Regions from separate parts of the Homo sapiens genome. Here region 1 is linked to region 2. Evidence: read pairs that join two places in POLR2A ChIA-PET (ENCODE). Cell type or tissue: endothelial cell of umbilical vein. All regions are shown on one strand. Links, peaks and the distances in the headings refer to the core of each region. The heading gives the core; the rest is flanking DNA. Region 1 has its middle 26 kb from the start of CCND3. Region 2 overlaps MED20 (mediator complex subunit 20).

Region 1 (2,919 bases), core at 277-2,776, 56 kb before region 2:
AAACACAAACCAATACAGAAACATTATAAAATCACAGATATAAAAGATACAAAAGTGAATATTTAGATTTTGAAATGAAATCACAACGTATTAGAAAAAAGAGCTGAAACATCAAGATCACACACATCTCAAAATCCAGAAAGGTAACATACTATTTGTGTTAACTCTTTGACATTCCTCTATAATACTTTTTTTCCTATGTCTTTGTTGTTGTTGTTTGTTTTTTAGAGATGGAGTCTTGCTTTGTCACCCAGGCTGGAGTACCATGGTGTAATCATAGCTTGGACTTCTGGGCTCAACAATCCTCCTGCCTTAGCCTCCCAAGTAACTGGGATTACAGGCCCGATTTTCCTAGGTTTTTTGGCTGCATCCTTCTTAGCTGCATCTTCATATCATAATAATTTTGTAATATTTTCCATAGAATTAAAAAAACCAGTATTCCTCTAGCATGATTGATTATAAACTTTTTCTATTATTGATAGTCCAGAAAAGCTTATTTCAGCTTCAGAAGTCATTATTGGTAATGTCATAAAGATATTAGGATTAGTGTCAAATTTGGGACATCAAAGTTTCTTTCATATATGAGCTGTGAGATTTTAGGGCATTTTTTTCCAGTGCACAGTGATTCATTGAATTGATGACACTTTATACCCCATTTGCTGTTAGCTAAATGTTATCTTCATTGATATCAGCATTTTGTGTCAAATCAGCAGGAAATTCTACTCTTTCCCCATACTGCTTCTCCTCTCCTACCACTTTAGTTGGAATGAAGATGGTTTACATTCAGAAAAGACTAATAATTAAACTCCCTTCTCATAAATGTCTGACCTTTTAAAGGGAATTTATTACAAAATCCTGGGTGCAAAAACATTTGAAGCATTTAGAATGATTTGGCCTACTCAAGGGAAGGCTGGAGAAGGCAAATAAATAACCACCTTGAAGGATGTGGACATTAGTGGGGGTTAGAACCACCAGGGTGTGTCTGAGACTTTGATTCTGGGGACTGGGGAAAGAATCACGCAGCTGCATAGTTAACAGGTTCTGCAAGTCACTTTGACGCACTAAAATTGATACAATGGATAAGAAAGTCTGTGAGTGAGAACAGCTAAAAATTGCCTCAGTGTGGACTCCAAGTGTGATCTTCACTACTCAAGGTGTGTCCCAGCAGCTGCTGCGGGAGATGGATAGAAATGCAGATTCCCGGGCTCTACCCGGAAGCGTTGAATTAGCATCTGCATTTACCAAAGTTCCAAATGATTCATGTGCAGGTTATTGTCTAAGAAGCCTGGACTAGAGAGTTGAGAAGGAACTTGCTGATATGTCCTGGCCCAGCTCCTTTTATAGATGAAGAAATCGAGGCTTAGTCACTTGCCCAGTGTCATAAGTGACAGAGGTAGGAATCAAATCCAGGGATATTTGATTCCAAATCTTTCAGAGGGAATCAGTAAGTGCTTGTTGAATTACTTATTAATTTTTCATTCAAGCATTCATTAATATTATTATGTATTCATTGAAGAGACTTAGGGTAGGATGAAAATGTGGCTGTCTAGCCTTGGTGACTCTGCTGCCCTGGGAATAGGAAGGTGACACTCCTCCGCCTTCCCCCTTTCAAAATGCCGTTCTCCATGACTCAGCAAAGGAACCATGGGTCTGAAACCAGAGGTGAGACAAAGAAAACCTCAAAAATGTTTTGTTTTGTTTTTTTCCTAGAGGAATTTCCTTTCATGTCATTCATTCCTCTGCTAGGGAATCCAGGAAGCCTTCGACCTATGGTTAGCCGGCACTTAAAACAAGGCCTGACACAAAGCATGCTATATAACTATTGTTATATTATTATTAATTATGGAGCAGTTATTAATACCTAGAGACTTGCGTCAACTTGTGTTAAACTTCTCTTTCCATTTGTTCTAGTCTCACCCCAGAATTTGTGTGAATTCTCAATTATTCATGCTGTAGAGGGCTTAAGGGGTCAACTGCAAATGAGTGAATAAATTAATAAATCAAAAAGCTTGGGTTCCCCTCTAAAATGAGATTATTGTAATGGATGAAGAGGCATGACTCAGTAGATGGTTGATTTGGGAATAACCACATCCAGTCTAGAAGGGAGCTGACCCTCAGAATTTCTAGCTATGGGATAGACAGACCTGCCTAACTAAGAGACAGTTTACTGATAGACTGTGGTAAATTCTGTATGGAGATATACAGACAACAGAAGGAGAACATAATTCCTGGTTCGGTGGGGAGGGGAGGGTGTGCTTGTGGTTCTCAGCCCTGGATGTGTTTCGGAATCACCTGGAGATAAACATATAGAACCTGGGCTCCATGCCTAAGATTCTGATTTTCAGTTCTGGGAGTATAACAGGGCCATCAGAATTCTCTTTTTTTTTTGAGACAGGGTTTCACTGTCGCCCAGGCTAGAGTGTAGTGGTGGCAATTATGGCTCATTGCAGCCTCGACCTCCTGGGCTCCAGGGATCCTCCCACCTCAGCCTATAACTGGGACTACAGGCATGCACCACCATATCTGGCTGATTTTAGTTTTTGTGGAGCTCGGATATCTCTGTGTTGCCCAGAAGGTGGCCATCAGAATTAACAAGCTTACCAGGTGATCAGGACCTGAAGCCAAGCACTAAACATAATAATAACAGCACATACTATAAACTGGACATCTTAGGTATTTTCTCTTATTCTCATAACCATCCCTAAATGCAATTTATATTATCCCCATTTTACAGGCAGGAACACTGAGGTTTAAGTAATTTGGCCAAGGTCACACAGCACAGCCCATATTTTAATTAAGCTCTCAGTCTAAAGGCCTAAGTTATTTTGCCATATCCCATACAGCAGGAGGTCAGCCTGGAAGAATCTTCCCAGAAATTTAAATTAAGATAATTAACTCAGATGTAAACTGTAAAATCTG
Region 2 (2,919 bases), core at 332-2,831:
GGACAACAGAGCTAGACTCCATCTCCAAAAAAAAAAAAAAAAAAAAAGTACTATGGTCAGCTGAGTGCAGTGGCTCATACCTGTGAATCCCAGCACTTTGGGAGGTAGAGGTGAGAGGATTGCTTGAGCCTAGGAGTTTGAGACCAGCCTAGGCAAGATGGTAAGACCTCATCTTTACAAAAAAAAAAAAAAAAAAAAAAGGTGGGCATGGTGGTCCCAGCTACATGGGACACTGAGGCAGAAGGATTGCTTGGGCTCAGGAGGTTGAGGCTTCAGTGAGCTGTGTTCATGCCACTACACTCCAGCCTAGGTGACAGAGCAACACCGTGTCTCAAAAAAAAAAAAAGAAGAAAAGGAAAATGTTATTGTCCATAACAACTAGAAGTGCCTTCTTCATTAAGCGCACACACACACCCCTTAGTTGACTTTTAAGATATTTCCAAGGCAGTAACACTTGTAGACTCATATAGTATGAATAAAGTATGCAATTACAGTGAGTAGACAGAACAGAATGACGAGGTCGGCTTTGGATGGATTTTTTTCTTCAGAGTCGAGAAGTTTGGAACTGGATTTAGAATGAGGTGACAGGTGTGAATTGTCAGCAAGCAGTCAGGAGGAGGGATGTGGCCTGGAGGATCTGTGCAGAGCCTGCTGTGTTCACGCACAGCAGCCTGTATAGGGAAGCCATATGACCTCTGCTCTCGCCGCCCTCGCACCCTTTTCAGTTGCACACTCTTACCCCCGTCTAGAATGTCTTCTTTCCTTTGTGTGGCTGGATCCTACCTTCTCTTCATATTGCAGTTCAAATCCTACTTTTTTTTCCTGCTGACTTGTTCATTTTAATCTTTTCCTATCCTGAAGTCTTTCCTTTTTCCGAAAGACTTGTGGTCTTTCCTCGGTAATAACTTGTTTTATTTTGTGGTCTTTCAAAAAGTTTTTAGCCTATCTCAGCTGGGCGTGGCGGCTCATGCCTGGAATCCCAGCCCTTTCGGAGGCTGAGGCGGGCAGATCACCTGAGGTCAGGAGTTCAAGACCAGCCTGGCCAACATGGTGAAACCCCGTCTCTACTAAAAATACAAAAATTAGCCAGGTGTGGTGGCTCACACCTATAATCCCAGCTACTCAGGAGGCTGAGGCAAGAGAATCACTTGAACCTAAGAGGTGGAGGTTGCAGTGAGCCAAGATTGCACCATTGCACTACAGCCTGGGCGACAGAGTGAGACTCTGTCTCAAAAAAAAAAAAAAGTTTTTAGCCTATCTCTCTCATGAGATTGTCAGCTTTTTTTTTTTTTTGAGATGGAGTCTCGCTGTCACCCAGGCTGGAGTGCAGTGGCACGATCTCGGCTCACTGCAACCTCTGCCTCTTGGGTTCAAGCGCTTCTCCTGCCTCAGCCTCCCGAGTAGCTGGGATTACAGGCGCATGCCACCATGCCTGGCTAATTTCTGTGTTTTTAGTAGACACGAGGTTTTACCATGTTGGCCAGGCTGGTCTCGAACTCCTGACCTCAAGTGATCCACCCACCTTGGCCTCCCAAAGTGCTGGGATTACAGGTGTGAGCCACTGTGCCCAGCCTGATTGTCAGCTTCTTGAAGTCAGGGGCTAAGTCCTCTGCTTGTACATCTCTGAAGCCCTAAGAAAAGTGTTGGGAATGGCTTATATATGTAATAAGCATGTGGGATTGTGGCAGTCTATCCATTAATTCTTGTAGCGTATGAAAGAGGAATCTTGCTTTCCAGTTTTTACCTTTTTTTTTCTTTTTTTTTTTTGGAGATAGAGTATTGCTCTGTTGCCCAGACTGGAGTGCAGTGACACGCTCTCAACTCACTGCAACCTCTGCCTCCTGGGTTCAGGTGATTCTCGTGCCTCAGCCTCCCCAGTAGCTGGGATTACAGGCGTGCACCGCCACACCCAGATAATTTTTGTATTTTTAGTAGAGACATGTTTTCACCATGTTGATCAGGCCGGTCTGGAACTCCTGACCTCAAGTGATCCACCCGCCTCAGCCTCCCAAAGTGTTGGGATTACGGGTGGGAGCCACTGTGCCCAGCCCTGCCTTCTTTTGTTTTCTACTTAACTAAATGTGTATAGCTTTCCATTTTTATTGCAAATAGCCTATGGAAATAAATGAGAAAACTCATATTTTAGAGACTGGAAGGGGTGAGCTGGGGCTTGAAAGTTGATCTTCTGATCCAGATCCTGAGGTCTCTCTGCTGTAGTGTGCTGCTTGCTTCCCAAGTTGGCTAGACTTCTAAAAATTCTCCAACGGTTTGCCATTGGTTTCAGGATACAGTCTAAACTTCTTGAGGCATGGTAGATAAGACCTATCACAGCTTGGATCCCATCTACCTTTCCCTGCTTATGCTCAGACACTCCCCTTTGCTGCTTCCATAGGACCATTTACTAGATCTCAAAGAGGGAGGAGGCTAAGCTGAGGAAGAGTGTGCAGAAGAAGGGAGCAGCTACTTCCTTTGGCATGCCCAAATGCTGTTACTTTCATTTTACTTATGTAATATATGATAATATACAAAAGATTATACGTAAAGTCTGTGGGAGTTAGACTTTACATGTAGACCATCTGTGAGCCCACCACTCAACTTAAGAATTAAAACATGATCAACACTATTAAAGTTCCCTGTGTGCCCCTCACTGTTTTCTGTAGAGCAGGGTGGGTTTTACCACATGCTGCCTCTCCTGCTATTTCCCCCTACCTTTCTAGAAAAGGCTGTCAGTGAGAGGATTCCCCTCACCCCCAACCAAGAACTGCTGAGGTAGTGCCAGATTGCTGTCTGGCCTCATTCCGGGGGGAGTCATTTGACTCTACTCTGGGGTTTGCCAGTGAAAGTCTTGATGATGAATAGGATCTCTGTCCCTTGCAGGTCAGACCGGGAAGCTGATGTATGTGATGCACAACTCAGAGT

The links. Peaks named below come from ENCODE experiments on the same cell type or tissue, not always from the same donor. Only the 100,000 strongest peaks of a DNase experiment are listed, where the experiment ranks them.
Region 1: POLR2A ChIA-PET joins it to region 2 with 8 read pairs; 13 of 35 experiments call an interaction of 5 or more read pairs at or near these places.

What each region holds. Positions count from the first base shown.
Region 1 is chr6:41,965,888-41,968,806 of GRCh38, reverse strand. It overlaps a transcript of CCND3 not described here. Among named protein-coding and RNA genes, the nearest start is that of CCND3, 26 kb to the right of the region's middle. In endothelial cell of umbilical vein, for the core only: no CTCF peak of the experiment used is centred there; a DNase peak (open chromatin) is centred at 1,646; H3K27ac peaks cover 2,043 bases.
Region 2 is chr6:41,909,481-41,912,399 of GRCh38, reverse strand. MED20 (mediator complex subunit 20) reads left to right here. Exons shown (of 4, transcript NM_004275.5): 3 at 2,878-2,919. It also overlaps a transcript of BYSL not described here. Among named protein-coding and RNA genes, the nearest start is that of MED20, 10 kb to the left of the region's middle. In endothelial cell of umbilical vein, for the core only: no CTCF peak of the experiment used is centred there; no DNase peak of the experiment used is centred there.